3 separate regions of the Mus musculus genome follow, and all the other regions are linked to region 3. The links are chromatin loops, found by intact Hi-C in ENCODE. Cell type or tissue: left cerebral cortex. All regions are shown on one strand. Region 1 overlaps Prkcb (protein kinase C, beta). Region 2 has its middle 120 kb from the start of Cacng3. Region 3 has its middle 15 kb from the start of Gm39082.

Region 1 (5,000 bases), 340 kb after region 3:
ATAGGAAGCCATGGGTGAGACCAGCTCATGTCTGAAGATGATGAAGAAGAGGGAGCTTTAGCCCGTCTCTTCCCCCCTCCCCCACCCCCGGGTGAATTCAAGCTCTCCAGTAAGCTTTACTCCTCTCTTAAAATACACTCAGGGTAGAGTGGTATCGGGGGGCATCCTCTCCTCTGAGGAGAAGGGGAGGGAGAAGGGGCCAGGGATTTGCAAGGACAGGACTGGGGGAAGGGAGACAGGGCATTGTGATTGGGATGTAAAGTGAAAAATGAATTATGGAAAGAAATATTGTTAAACGTAAGCAGCTTTTCAAAGATCTATCCTTCCTCACCTTAAAAAAAATAGTCTTAGAAATTCAGTTTATGGGGTTTTTGTCATTGCTGTCATTTGGTTGGCTATCCGGCTTGCTTTTTGTTTATTCGTTTAGTTGGTTGGTTTTTGTCCTTTGTTTTTTTCTGACTATGGTGAGACAGGCCTGTAATGAAGCACGTGAGCAGCTGAGGCAGAAAGACCATAAGACCATCTCGTACTATATAGCAAGACTAAAATAAGTACATAAGTTGAAATTCACTTTAAAAACTGAAACGTAATTGCTTAAATATGTTAAATCTTCATAACTGGAAAGGCACTGTCCTTGTAAAAACTATAAACTCAGTCTGGACTCTGCTATTTACATTCTATATCCAATTTGACTTTGGTGCATCAATATTTTAAAGAATTTATTTTATATATCAAAAACAAACACCATTTGTCCATGTCACAAAGTTCATATCCTGCAGTAGCCAGGAATGACAAAGTTTGGAAAGTCCAACTGGGGGCCAACCAGAGCCAACCTTGAGTAGAGGCAAACTTGAGAGCTTCCTCTGAACATATGTTTGTGTGTGTGTGTGTGTGTGTGTGTGTGTGTGTGTCTGTGTGTGTGTGTGTGTATGCATGCATATGTGCGTGTATGTGTGTATGTATGTGTGTACGTGTGTATTAGTCATTACAGAGGCCAAAATAAAGAGTAAGATACAGAACTTTTCCCTAGAGCATCTAAAATCTTGGTTAAAATATACATATAACTAATTCAAACCATGCTCAAAATAAATGCAATAGAAGAAATGGCATTAAGAGAGCCAGGAGCAAACCCTGGGACCTCAGTTAACTATAGGATCTCCTCCACAGCCCTGGAATTTGACCTTGTTCCCCATTCTCCTTACAAAACCATTGCCTCAGACGTTCTTTGTTCTCAAACCTGTGGTATTCGATGAGGTTTTGCCTGATGGGCTCCCCCATATAAGAATCATAGAAGTATTTACTGAGGATCACCTTCAAAATGGGTGTACCCCTCCCCCTCTAGTCACGGCCCAGGGGCTCTCTCTGGACTGACACGTGTTGCCTCCAATTTCTATCCTCCCCTCTCTCCTGAGCTCCAGCCGGCTCCAGCTGGCTCCAGCCAACTCCAGGACGTTCCTAAGTGGGCGTTCCACTGTCATCTCCAATTAAAAGCACAGAGAGGCAAACTCACCAACTCTCTCTTCAAACTAGCCAGTCTGCTCAGCCTTAAAATGCCTCTTCAAAAGTGCTGCTGCCGTGGCCTGTAAGCTGAAAGGGGCTCCTGTGCATTTTCAATTCTTTTCTTCTTCTCCCCCCGCCCCAAATTCCCTCAGTAAATTCAAAAAGCTAAAAAACAAAACAAAACAAAACAAAACTCATGTATACATGTCATGTATAATAGTTGTGCAGAATTTTCTAAATTTGGAATGCGAGTCCAGGGTGTGGTCATATAAAATGATAAGTGCACTGCCTACGCACAGTTCATCTGAGCAGAGCACATGGAGACAGAGAACGCAAAAAGAGGCAATCCTCCCCCAGCGTAGCTGAAATAGAGTGGGGCATGATGCCTGTGTGGTGGTGGTGGGATGTCTGCCATTTTCTCTGAGATTATGGTATATGTGTGTGGTGTATGGACACATGTGTCCAGGTACATGGGCCCATGCATGTGTGCTGAGTCTAGAGGATGATGTTGAATGGCCTGCTTTATCACCCTGCCTCATTTCTTTGCGTTAGGGTCTCTCACTGCCCTGAGGCTGGCAGCCTATCAAGCTCCAGAGATCCTCCTGTTTCCTCCCTCACAGCAGGAGGGTTTACGGGTATATGAGAGCTGGGTTCTGAACTCAGTTCCCTGTGCACATGAAGTAAGCACTGTCATCCATTGGACCGTCTCCCTGGGTCCCTTGCCACTTTTAATGAGACCTTGGTGAGGGGATACCAACCACGTGGGCCGCTCTCGTACAGTGTTCTAAGATGAATTGTGTTATGTTGTCTCTGTAGCAATTTTTAATGATTTTTTTCAAGGCTTGTCCGTGAATTCAGTGTGTCTGTAAGTTGATCCCTTTATCACACACAGCCATCTGCTTCTCTCCAGAGAAGCCGTGAAGTACTGTGAATAAGAGCTCTGGCTTTGGCATCAGCCAGCCCTGGTTCACACCCTAGTTACACGGGATACTTGCTCTGGGACCTCGGGGTTGGTTGTTCGCACCCACTGTCTTCCTAAACGGAGTAGAGTCCTAGCAGCTTCGCCTCCATATGGGGTGCTCTCACATCAGACAGCCATGCCAAGTCTGTGTGCATTCACAGAGCTTCATAGGGGTGAATGTGTGGTCAAGGAGATGTGTGCACACTGAACTCTTCTTTCTCTCATTCTACAGCATGATAATCCCAATCCAACACAAGGACCTCGTGCTTTTTCTGTTCTGGCTTCCTATCTCCCTTTGGTGCAGACACAAAGGTTCTCAAGGGCTGGAAGAACCTTTCTTCTTCTGTGGACTTAAAGGATCTTTAATTATCAAATGAATATGCCAATGCTGCCATCAGAAGAATACAAGAGACTAGAAAGAACCCAACTATCACTATCCCAACCTGCCCTAACACTTAGATTCAGTTGGCATTTCTGGTTCCTTCCCTACCCAAGATCCTCTAATCATTAGTGCCCAGCAGCCCTGATACCTGCCAAGTTCCCAGGAACCCCTTGGGTACTACATCTCTTTTTTATGAGGCACTTCAGACTGCATCTGTATCGGAATCTCCATGGATTCTACTGGCATCCCCCAGTTAACAGAAGCACCAATTATGCCCTCCCAGTAGACACAACACTTTTTTATAAGGTTCCCACTGAGTTAGTGTTACCTAATAAACACTTGGTCGGGCCAGGAAGGAACACCTGACATAACGGAATCAATCAGATCCCCTCTCCTGCGATTATGAATTGGAACTCAGGAAATTTGCTGGATATGGATTAGAGAAGCCACACCGGCCAAAAGCAGTGACAAACAGAGAAACAATAAGAAAGAAGATAAAATCTGCCTTAAATTCACAAATCCTAGTTCCTTCCAAGGTCAAGCACACACATGCCTTTGTTTCTCCCATAAAGACTTCCTTAGTGTTGGTTGCTTTTTTCTGTTTATGCATGAGGTAGTTTAGTGTGGGAGAGAAGTATCCTACTTCTTACAACCCTGACATCTCTGACCAAGACTCTTCCGAGAACCTTCTTCAGCATTGCCCTAAGGTCCAAGCACCTCCTTGGGCATTACTACAAAAACCAGATGTGGCCTGAGTCACCATGGCCCCTTGGACGCTCTGGAGCCTCAATGGGCATGACGCCAATAGGTGGAAACCATCCCTGTCCCCATCTCTGCCCTCTTTTGTATTCTGGGTGGATGTTTCTCCCAGCATGCCTTGCAGCTGAGTTATTGCTGGGCCATGGCAGCAAATTTGGGGAGGAAGTAACTTCTGTCCTTCAATGACTCATGAAATCTAATTCTATTTAAGAAAAAAAAAAGAGGTGCATATGTTCAATTGAAAAGAAAACAGTTAAAATAGATGTTTTGCTGAAGAAACTTAACTGCCTGTGCCCACTGGCAGTTGGGAAATTACATGAATGTGCCTGGCTGACAATTGTCCCTGAGAAAAACTGCAAAAAGATGGGAGGAAATGAAATTATTGTGTGCCTGTGCAGCAAGGGGCCCCAGCCCAGCTCCAATCATGGAACAAACTTCTACTCGGTGTTTGTTAGATTCGTTCTACTGTCCCTTTTAATTCCCATGTAATGGGCTCCTTTTACAAGATGATAAAACCCATATTCACAGCTGTTAGTGACTTTCTAGGAGTCCTATGGCCGGTAATCATAGGTCCATATCCATCTCCCTGGGGAATGCATGCTTTGGCCTGTGTGTCTCTGGAACAACTCACCAGAAGTCCATTTGCCTGAAACGGGCTCATCCAATGAGCAACTAACTCTCTAAAACTTAACTCTCTTCCAAAAGCTTTTGCATCTATTTTGCCATCTTGTGGTCAATTTTTTTAAAAATCTAAGAGGCTGAGCAGATGGCTCATATGTTGTTACCTATGAGTGCCCCGACATTTGCTGTGTAAGCACGAGGGCCCAAGTTCAAATCCCCAGCACCCGTGTAAAAACTTGAGGTGTTTGGGTACATGCACCTGTAATCTCAGTTCTGGGAAGTGCAGAAGATATATTGCAATCACTGGAGCATTCTGGCCCTTGTCTAAAGGTAACAAGGGACAGAGAAGGTCACATAATGTCCTCCTCTGGACTGTGTATGTGGCTGCATGCACATGTGTGTCTATAACACACACCCCAATTTTAATTGCCTTGGTAGAGACACTTCTGAAATATTGGAAACTCAAGAAGACAGTTATCTATACATCCTTCCCTGACTCTAATCAATGTCTTGATTTGGCCATGCCAGCCTTCTCTGTGTACATGTGTAGGCTGAACACATTTAGAATACATCAAACAAAATTTAATATTCTAGATTTCCACTAACAGGGAAAATGGCACACATACTTTTGAAAGCTTTGAAAATACAGTATAAGGATACTTCTGACAGAGTTTTGTTTTTCTAAACAACTTTTAAAATAATGAGCTTTGGGACCAGAGAGCGGTGGAACATGCCTTTAGTCCCAGCACTCGGGAGACAGAGACAGGTGGATCCCTG
Region 2 (5,000 bases), 120 kb after region 3:
ACAATGGCTGCATCTGTACTGAACATCTGCATTTTTCCTTGTCCTTAGTCCATAAATAATATACTATAGCAACTATTTAACAGCATCTACATTGTACTGGCTGGGTTCATGTGTCAACTTGACACAAGCTAGAGTCATCAGAGAGAAGGAGTCTTGGTTGAGGAAATGCCACAATGTAATCCAGCTGTATGGTATCTTCTCTATTAGTGATCAATAGGGGAGGGCCCAGCCCATTGTAGGTGGTGCCATTCCTGGGCTGGTGGTCCTGGATTCTATAAGAAAGTAGACTGAGCAAGCCATGGGGAGCAATCCAATAAGCAACATCCCTCCACGGCCTCTGCATCAGCTCTTTTCTCCAAGTTCCTGCCCTGTTGCATTTCTGTCCTGACTTCCTTTGATGTTGAACAACAATATGGAGGTGTAAGCCAAATAAACCCTTTCCTCCCAACTTGTTTTTTAGTCATGGTGTTTCATCACAGCAATAGAAACCCTAACTAAGACATATATTGAGTATTGTAAGTAATCTGCAAATGATTTAAAACATATAGGTGGCCATACATTGGCTATATTTAAACAGTATCCCATTTTACACAAGGGACTCCAAACCATCAGTTAGGCCATCTACCTGCAGAGTCTTACTGTTAGATTCCCAGTAGTACCAAGGAAGGGCTAAACTTCTGAACTCAAACTAATCCTTCCATCTAGTACTCATTGACCTTGGGCTTGGAGTCCCCACTCCTCCATGGTCCCACTCTTTCTATAGAGTCTCCATATGTTAAGGAAACAGTTTTCTCTAGTTTTGTTTGTGTTTTGTGAGCCGACTGCTTCTCTAGCTCCAGTTTTGGCATAATGCTTCCGAACATCTGATGGTATTTTCTTGTCTTCCCATGGACTGATAAATTAGTTTCATGCAAGGTGGGGTAATGGCAATAGAACCCTTGTTCTAAACCAGTCTCCTAGGGAACTCTCTTGCACTTGGCAAATGGAGCATGCTCCCTGGCTCACTGGAGATGCTCTGCTAGGTATCTGCAGAATGAGATGAAGAGACAGACAGTAGGGAAGAGAGCTTTAGACTCTGCAGAGCTTGATAGCTTATGTAATACGGGGCTTGGGAGGATGGGTGTCGAAACAGACGGTGCTGACTCCGGCTCAGTTGTGTACTCACTTGGTGACTCTGAGCAACTTACTTTCCCTCCCTCAGCTTCACTTTCCTCATTCAGAAAATGGAGATGATAATTCCTGGCTGGTGGCAGGCACTGCCCTGAGGATCGACGACACAGTGAACACCAAGTGCTTAGCACAGCACCTGGTGCACATATCAGAAAAGATTAAACTTGGTTCAAATTGCACAAAATATTTTGGATCCAGAGCCGTGTCTGAGGCATGTGGTCTTGTTACTTGTGTTCTCACCAGCTGTCCCTCCCTCCCACCCGCTGTGCTCCCGAATTCACCTGCCTCTTCCCACGCTGTGCTCCACCCCACAACGCCCGCCCGCTCAACTGTGCAAAGTTTCTGCCTTCCAAGCAACGCAGAAAACCTGCCACCCTAGTCTTCCCCTTAATGGTCCTTGGTAAAAACCCTTAACTGAGCCTGTCATCACTGGAGGTGGGAGGTGAGTGAGCTATCAGTATCCTTCACTTAAAGGACCTAGATATCTCTCATGGTGCCTGAACCGATGAAGAGATAGAAACAGGAATGTTACTCCCATTTCTTTATGGGCACAGCACATCTGTAGTTGAAATATCCTCTCCAGGGCACTTGACAGATACATTCAAGAATACTGTTCCTAGGATGGCATCTCACAGCGATAAAGAACTCACCCTGTAAGTCAAACTTTAGATATACAAACATAGGGACTGATGAGTTGGCTTGTTAGGGAAAGGTACTTGCTGCCACACATGGTAATCCGAGTTCTATTCCTGGGAGTCACATGATGGAAGAGGAGAGCTACCTCCTGCAAATTGTCCACTGACCTCTGCACCATGTGTGTGCCAACACACACACACACACACACACACACACACACACACACACACACACACACACAAGCATGTGCATGCACAATAATATGGGAATAGTTTATAACTTCCTGAAAATATCTAACAGAGGCAGTGCCGGTGTGCACAAGTGTGTAACTAATACAGGTTTGTCATTATTATAACCTTTATCCATCTTTGTAGAATGTCTCCCTTCTCTGTCCCTTCAACTGTGTCTGCAGAATGGGTGGAAGGAAACCCAGCTCTACCTCCTCAGACTTTTGTGGCCAGAGTCCAAAGGATACTGTGCCCAGACGTCTGGGCTGCCAAGGGTCCACTCCAGCTGGGCAGGAGCTCCCGGCTGCCGCTCTGTGTCCTTGCACCGTGAGGCCTCTTTTCATTTTGTTTTTTAAATATTTCCCAAAGCTCTAATTGCTACACTTCCTCAAATGTTTTTTAATACAGGCAATCAGTGACTACTGCAATTAGGAGGGCCTAATTACCATTGGCATTCTTTTTCTTCTGAGAAACCACCATTGGAACAGTCACAAATAAACCTTAATGAAGACCAAAGATCTTTCCACAATCGAAAGTCATTTGTAATCATGATCTCTTATTGTCAAAGCCAGCAGGCAGACGAGTCCTTTGAAGGACTATTGCATATGCAGCAGCAGCAGCAGCAGCAACAGCAGTAGCAGTTCTGGGGTCCTTCAGGGGACACAGGGGACTTGCACCTCACCTATTGTTGGTAGTATAGTATTTTATTTGTCTGATGAAATTACCTAAGTGATACATTTAAAGAAAAATTCCTAAGGTGCTGGAGAGATGGCTCAGCAGGTAATGTGCTTGCTATGCAAGCATGAGGACCCGAGTTCAACCCCTAGTACCCACAGAAAAAGCTGGCTGCTACAGTGGGACATGGCTATAATCTCAGTGCTGGGGAATAGAGATAGAAGGATCCCTGGGGTGTGCTAGCCAGCTAAAGTCAGGTGCAAAGCAATTGAAGAAGTCGACTCCAGGCTTCCATATGCATGTACATTCATATGCATACATAACCCATGCACACGAAGAGTTCCCAAGATGTAGGATACAAACCATAAACTGCACACATTGCAAATCCAAGGTTTGATGCATTTTAAAGTCTAAGTAGATCCTATATAACATCCCTGGAGTCATGCAGAAAGCATTTCCAGGATGGAAGGCCGCTCCACTGTGCTTCATTCAGTGTTGAATGAGAAGTCAGAAAGAACCAGGAGGAGGGCTAGGGAGCTGGGGTTCTAAGAATCTGGCTTTATTCAACTACAAATAGTTGGAGAATAGAGCTCTAAAAGACAGAGCGAGGGGCCTAAGAGCTGGTATGCACACACTTTGACAAGAACTGGTGACAGGTGGGGAATCCAGATCCAGAAACTAAAGACAGAACCAGGACTCAGGAGATAGGGGAACCAAAAGCTGGATGCCAGTCACATTCATGATGTGCCCGAGTTCACCAAGAACCAGAGGGAGCCCAAGGAAGGCCATTGCTTGTCACAGCTGCCTCTGAATTCACTTTAATGGGGATGAGCTGGAGTCCAGAGCCCTCTGCACTTGCCTCAACACGGGGAACCTTCAGAGCACAGAGGTGCAGTTTACAGACCATCACCTGTGCTAGGTGTAACCTGGAGCCAGAAGGCAGAACTCTGGAACCTGGGGTAAGGAGCACCAAACTGATGGTAGAAAGTTCAGTTTACATGGAAGCCTCTGTGTGTGTTGGCTAAATGTGGCAGGTAGGGTTGCATCCTTCCCTGTGAGATCTTACCCTTAGAAGAGGCTACATGTCAGCCACAGGACACTGGCATCCCTCGCCCATATTGGTAGAAGGGAGAAGGTAAACCCCTTCTCATTTCTGTCACCGTCTCCCTCAATACAGAATGGTGATGTACTGTGCGGCCTCCTGGGGAGGCTGAGGTAGAAGTGTCACTCGAGCCCAACAGGAGTCCTAATTTTGGGGCCAGTCTGGGCAATACTGTGAAAGGGCTCTCATTCCTATACTGTCCCTCTTGTTCTCAATCTTGCTCTAGTTTTTTGTTTTGTTTTGTTTTGTTTTGTTTCTAAAGAGGGCTGGAGATGCAGCTTGATGGTGGAGTGTATTTAAGAAGCTCAAGGATGGGCTGTGGCTGTGGCTCAGTCAGGAGTGTGTTTGCATAGCATGCATGAAGCCTTGGCTTCCATTCCTACATGTCATAAACAAGACGTGGTGGCACACTCCTGTAATACTGGTAATAGACAGATGAGGGCAAGAAGGATCAGAAGTCCAGATTCATCTCTTACACAGTGAATTCAAGGCCAACCTATAATATACAAGTCCATCTTTTAAAAAACAGCAACATAAAATAAAACAAAGAAACTCAAAACAACAATAAAAAAACAAAAAAGACCAAAAACAAAACAAACAAACAAACAAAAAAAACTAAAGGAAGAGATCAACCCCCAACCCTCAAAACACACACACACACACACACACACACACACACACACACACACACACATGAGAGAGAGAGAGAGAGAGAGAGAGAGAGAGAGAGAGAGAGAGAGAGAGAGAACTGTTGAAGCGGTTGAAGGTGATCGGTTTTCTTGCTTCTACCTCCTGAGCACTGGGATTGCAAGCGTGCATCACCATACTTCTTGGTGCTGCACTGGGGATTGAACCCAAGGCTCCATGAATGCTAGACAGTCACTTACCAACTGAACTACACCCCCAGGCCCAATTTTACATGTTTTTAAAAAACATAACTTTCTATTACATTGTAATATTGTATACTAGACTATACCAACACTGAGTGATTAGCTTAATGACTTTTTACATAAGTACTTGTTTATGTAACCCAGCCTACATAAATGGTGTCTTACTCTAGAATGTTACTTCAGGCTTTTCAGGGGAAGAATTAAAAAAAAAAAAGGCATCACTGTTTTAACTTCTATCACCCTAGCTAGTTTGGGCTATTGTTGTGCTTCAGTTAAACTTATTAAATGTTAGATTACAGC
Region 3 (5,000 bases):
TCTGATAGAAAGATGGAATGGCCTTTTGAAGACGCAGTTACAGCGTCAATTAGGTGGTAACAGCTTGGAAGGCTGGGGTAGAGTTCTTCAGAAGGCAGTATATGCTTTGAATCAGCGCTCGATATATGGTACAGTTTCACCCATAGCCAGGATTCATGGGTCCAGGAATCAAGGGGTGGAAAATGGAATAGTTCCACTTACTATCACCCCTAGTGACCCTCTAGGAAAATTTTTGCTTCCTGTCCCCATAACTCTAGGTTCTGCTGGCTTAGAAGTTTTGGCTCCAGAGAGGGGAGTGCTCCTACCAGGAGCTACAACAAACATTCCATTGAACTGGAAGCTCAGACTTCCCCCTGGTCATTTTGGGCTTCTAATGCCCTTAAACCAACAGGCTAAAAAAGGAATAACAGTGTTAGGAGGGGTGATAGATCCAGATTACCATGGGGAAATTGGATTACCTCTTCACAATGGTGGTAAGCAAGATTATGTCTGGAGTGTAGATGATCCCTTAGGGCGTCTCTTAGTACTACCATGTCCTGTGATTAAAGTCAATGGGAAACTACAACAGCCTAATCCAAGCAGGATGACAAAGGACGCAGACCCATCAGGAATGAAGGTATGGGTCAATCCTCTAGGAAAAGAGCCAAGACCTGCTGAGGTTCTGGCTGAAGGAGAAGGAAATACAGAATGGGTAGTAGAGGAAGGTAGTTATAAATACCAATTAAGGCCACATAACCAGTTGCAGAAACGAGGATTATAAAGTAATATGAATGCCCACTGTAAATTTACTAATGCGTTTGCAATTGTACGAGGGATAGTTATATCATGTTAGGCGTATTTACAACCTTGTTATTGTTTCATGTGAACATGAGATATTATTTGTGTCAAGTTGACAAGGGGTGGATTGTAGTGGCTATTCCTGGTTGTCAACTTGACAATATTTGGAATGAACTACAATCCGGAATTGGAAGGCTCACCAGTGACCCTTATCTGGAGGCTTGGAGATCCTTATCTGGATCTTGGTTTGAAGATCTTGAGCCACAGTGGCTATGGATTCCAGAAGATTGAATCTCCGAGTTTAAGGAACACACCTTTAATCTGGGCTACACCTTTCATCTGGGATTAAAGGTGTGGCGGAACACACCTTTAATCTGGGCTACACCTTCTGCTGGAGACAATATAAGGACATTGGAAGAAGGGAGTCTAGCTCTTGCTCTTGCTCCTGCTCCTTCGCCTGCTTGCTGTGTGAGACTGAGTAACTGCTAGATCCTTGGACTTCCATTCACAGCTGCGACTGAACAATTGTTGGGAATTGGGCTGCCAACTGTAAGTCATCAATAAATTCCTTTACTATCTAGAGACTATCCATAAGTTCTGTGACTCTAGAGAACCCTGACTAATACATTCCCCATCCCCCAAACACACATGTACACACTCCAGTGTGACCAGGAACACATGCCTCCCCCTGTTTGGGTCCAGCCCATCTTTGAATCTCATTTCTCTCATCTGTTAAATGAGTCTGGAGGTAGATTGCTTTGCAAGGTATCTTTCATTGCTAACGTAGACATGGTTTTCACTCTTTCCCTCTGACGTCGGCCCTGGATGTACATAGAGTTACCTACCTTGTTATGTGCTCATGTCTGCCATCACAACATCCCCGTCCACTTTCCAACCTGGACTCCAGAGAGATACATAGGAAATGATCCCAGAAACTGAGAGTCATTGGTACCTGTAAAAGTAACTTTTATTTGTCTGATGTAACTGTTGTCTCGGAGGCTTACTGCTGCCATCAGCTAACCTAGGCCTCGTCTTGGAAGCTTCTAGCCTCCATGCAATCTAATCTAGGCCTAGAATGTCTTCAGCTTCTGAGACTTGCTGCTTAACAAGCTCACCTTTTCTAGCTCTTTCTGAGCTCTGGCTGGCTGGTTCAACTCAACTATTCTGGCTCAAACTCCTTTCCTAGCTGGCTGATTCGAACTAGCTTCTCAGCTTCTGACTGAATTGCTCTGCTTGGCCTCAAACTATCCCTAGCAATCTGTTCGAATCTTCTGGCTCCTTCTCTTTCCCTGGCTTGTTTTGTCTTCACCTGTGTCTAGCTTGTTCTCTCTTCAACCTGACTCTGTAAAAGTGTTCTATAAAAACCGTCTCTGAGCTCCACTAACTGAACTGTCGTGAATTCCACTCCACTGCACTCACTGCCTCTCAACTCGCTGACTCAACCGCACTGACTAAACAGAACGGACTACAACTCAGAGATCTGCGTGCCTCTGTCTCCTGAGTGCTGGGATTAAAGGTGTGTACCACCATGCCTAGACCTAAGCTTTTCTTTACCTGAAACTAGCTCTATATCAAGGCTGGTCTTGAACTCAGAAATCAGCTTGCCTCAGTCTCCTGGGATTACAGGCATGTCTGTATTCCAGCTGGATCACAGAGACCTAGAAGGTCTTTGGCTGTGATCTCTTGCCAGAGCAGCCTCATTCTGAGTTAATATTTCTATACAGGTAAGAGCGAGGGAGGCAGAGTCCCTCTAATCTGTTCCTGCTCAGACAGGGCAGTTGCTATAATTGCTCACAGGAGGTTTGGCTCACATCCCTGGGAAGATGCGAGAGACCAGCTTGGTCCATCACTAGGGACAGTCCCTCTTTGAACTGGTGGGTATAGGCTAGCAGTACTTCCAGGTCCTCTCTGGATTCAGATCTACTTTCCAATCTCTACAGCACTTTCAAAGTACGTGTAAGAGTATGCGGGCGTGAGAATCTGAAGCAGAAGACCAGTGTTAGACTCTGCTTTTGCTCTGTGAGAAAAATTTAGCTGAGTTGGCCTAATCCTATCTTGACCAGGCGGGGGCACCCCCTTTCTGTGTCCTTGATAGTGGAGAGCTGGTTTTGAATCTAGATCCCATAGCTCGGCCCGGCAGCAGCTTCCTCTCCCTCTAAGAGAGCTGGCCTTCACAGGTCATAGATATTCGTCCCAAGTTTAAGGCTGTCTCCAACAGTTTTTGATCCAGCAGCGGAGGAAGAATCTCTTGCCTGCAGGAGCCCAGGAAACACGCGTTTCTGGACTTGACTTCTTGGCCTATGCTGGGTTTAGGTTCTCCAGAAGGGGTGACTGAAGAAATAGAGTGAAAACGGAACCGGAAGTCCATTGGTGTTGCCTGAGAACCTGTCGGGTCGTCAAGGCCACGTGGCTGGTGCTCTGCTGTGAAGTCTTTGCTGAGAGCCTGATGCAAGGAGCTGTGAGGGCCTCGGAATCGGTGTAAACCGACACCTTGCTGGCAAAGGGTAGTGTTTAATTCATAACTAAGACATAGATATGGACTGTTTTGATCTGGGCATGATGTCATGTTCTTACAATCTCAACACTCAGGAGTCCGAGGCAGGAGGATCATGAGGTTTGAGTCCATTTTGGGTTACTATAGAGAACCTTAAACAAACAAAACAAACAAAGACAAGGAAAGAGTTTTAAAAAGGCAGGAAGGAAGGAAAGGAGGGATGTGAGAAGGAGAAAGGAAATAGAAGGAGGAAGGGAGAGAGGACGGGAAAAAAGAGGAGGGAGAAGAAGGGGAAGGGAGGAAGGGGAAGGGAGGAAGAGGAAGAGGAGGAAAGGAAGGGGCAGGGGCAAAAGGGGCAGGGGCAGGGGCAGCAGAAGAGGGGGAAGGGGCAGGGGAGGAGGGGTCAGGGGAAGGGGCAGGGGAAGAAGGGGAAGGGGCAGGGGAAGAGGGGGCAGGGGAAGGGAAAGAGGGGGAAGGGGCAGGGGTATGTGAAGGGGAAAGGGAAGGGGCAGGGGCAGGGGTAGGGGCAGGGGCAGGGGAAGGGGAAGAACTTATCTTTAGTGGCTGGACTGGAGGTCTGCAGTCTGGGCTTTCTGAGGTTCTGAGAGGGACCTGTCTCTTGCCCTCTCGTACCTTCTGGTAATTGCTGGAAATTTTTGACATTCTTGATCTCTGCCTTCATCTTTGTCATGCATCTCTTTTTAATTTTTAAAAAGATTTATGTTTTTATTATATATACAGTATATATGTATATGCACATTATAGATTTAGAATATCTATATAAGTATATAATTATATATAAACATATATATTACATATCATATATATCAGTGTACATTATATATACATATATTATATATATGCTTGCATGTATGCCTGCAGGCCAGGAGAGGGCACCAGATTACATTATAGATGGTTGTGAGCCACCATGTGGTGTCTAGGAATTGAACTGAGGACCTCTGGAAGGGCATCAAGTGCTTTTAGCCTCTGAACCATCTCTTCAGACCTCCTATACATCTTCATTTTAAAATTTCCCCTGTTTATAAGGACAGTGGTCATACTGTCGTAGACTCTCAATGACCCGTTTGTGTTAATTACTTCTAATTCTGTCTCCAAATAAGCTCATATTCAAAGGCAAGGGGTAAGAACTTCAGGACTTCAACTTATGTTGTTGGCTAGGGTATAAGATCGAATCCACACTGTGCAGTTTTGCAAGACACATGTGAGCCCCTAGAAGCCAGTCCTGCTGGCATCTGGAGGAGCAGGCATGCTGGCTTGGAAGGGGGTTCTGGGTTTGAGATCAACAGCATTTACTTCCCAGTGGCTTTCCAAGGATGGCTGATCTGAGGGGGGATTTGTTCACATAGTCACAAGGCTGAAGTGTTCCACGATAGGCTGACTGTTAGAAAAGAAGCTGGCCTCCTAGCTTGGTTCAAGAAGCTACAAACCTCAGAATGAGGGAGGCTGATGATACAGCCCTCAGTCAAAAGTAGAACTCCTGAGAACTCCCCGAGCAGGGGATATTGGTGTAAGCCTTAAGAATAAGACACTAAAGAATCAGAGTATGAAGTAGGGTGGGGACAGCAGAAACTCACCTGCCGATGATGCTGTTCCATCCCCTCTTATCCTGAGGCTGATTGGATGATGCCAGCTTGAAGGCAGGTCTTTCTCATCTGCCAATCTTCTCCGGAAAAACCTTCACAGACACACCCAGAAGCAACACTTTACT

The links. A loop is a pair of places that touch in the nucleus more often than their neighbours do. Peaks named below come from ENCODE experiments on the same cell type or tissue, not always from the same donor. Only the 100,000 strongest peaks of a DNase experiment are listed, where the experiment ranks them.
Region 1: a loop joins it to region 3, with 2.7 times the contacts of the local background. A loop is called at or near these places in 2 of 42 quality-filtered maps.
Region 2: a loop joins it to region 3, with 2.8 times the contacts of the local background. A loop is called at or near these places in 2 of 42 quality-filtered maps.

The regions. Positions count from the first base shown.
Region 1 is chr7:122,572,121-122,577,120 of GRCm38, reverse strand. The region is part of intron 10 of Prkcb (protein kinase C, beta); the gene reads right to left. Among named protein-coding and RNA genes, the nearest start is that of Cacng3, 97 kb to the left of the region's middle. In left cerebral cortex, no CTCF peak of the experiment used is centred here; DNase peaks (open chromatin) are centred at 2,172, 2,483, 3,832, 4,297 and 2 more places; H3K27ac peaks cover 3,987 bases.
Region 2 is chr7:122,791,484-122,796,483 of GRCm38, reverse strand. No RefSeq gene overlaps it. Among named protein-coding and RNA genes, the nearest start is that of Cacng3, 120 kb to the right of the region's middle. In left cerebral cortex, no CTCF peak of the experiment used is centred here; DNase peaks (open chromatin) are centred at 1,112 and 2,383; H3K27ac peaks cover 423 bases.
Region 3 is chr7:122,907,318-122,912,317 of GRCm38, reverse strand. No RefSeq gene overlaps it. Among named protein-coding and RNA genes, the nearest start is that of Gm39082, 15 kb to the left of the region's middle. In left cerebral cortex, CTCF peaks have their summits at 2,829 (motif pointing right) and 4,128 (motif pointing right); a DNase peak (open chromatin) is centred at 2,840.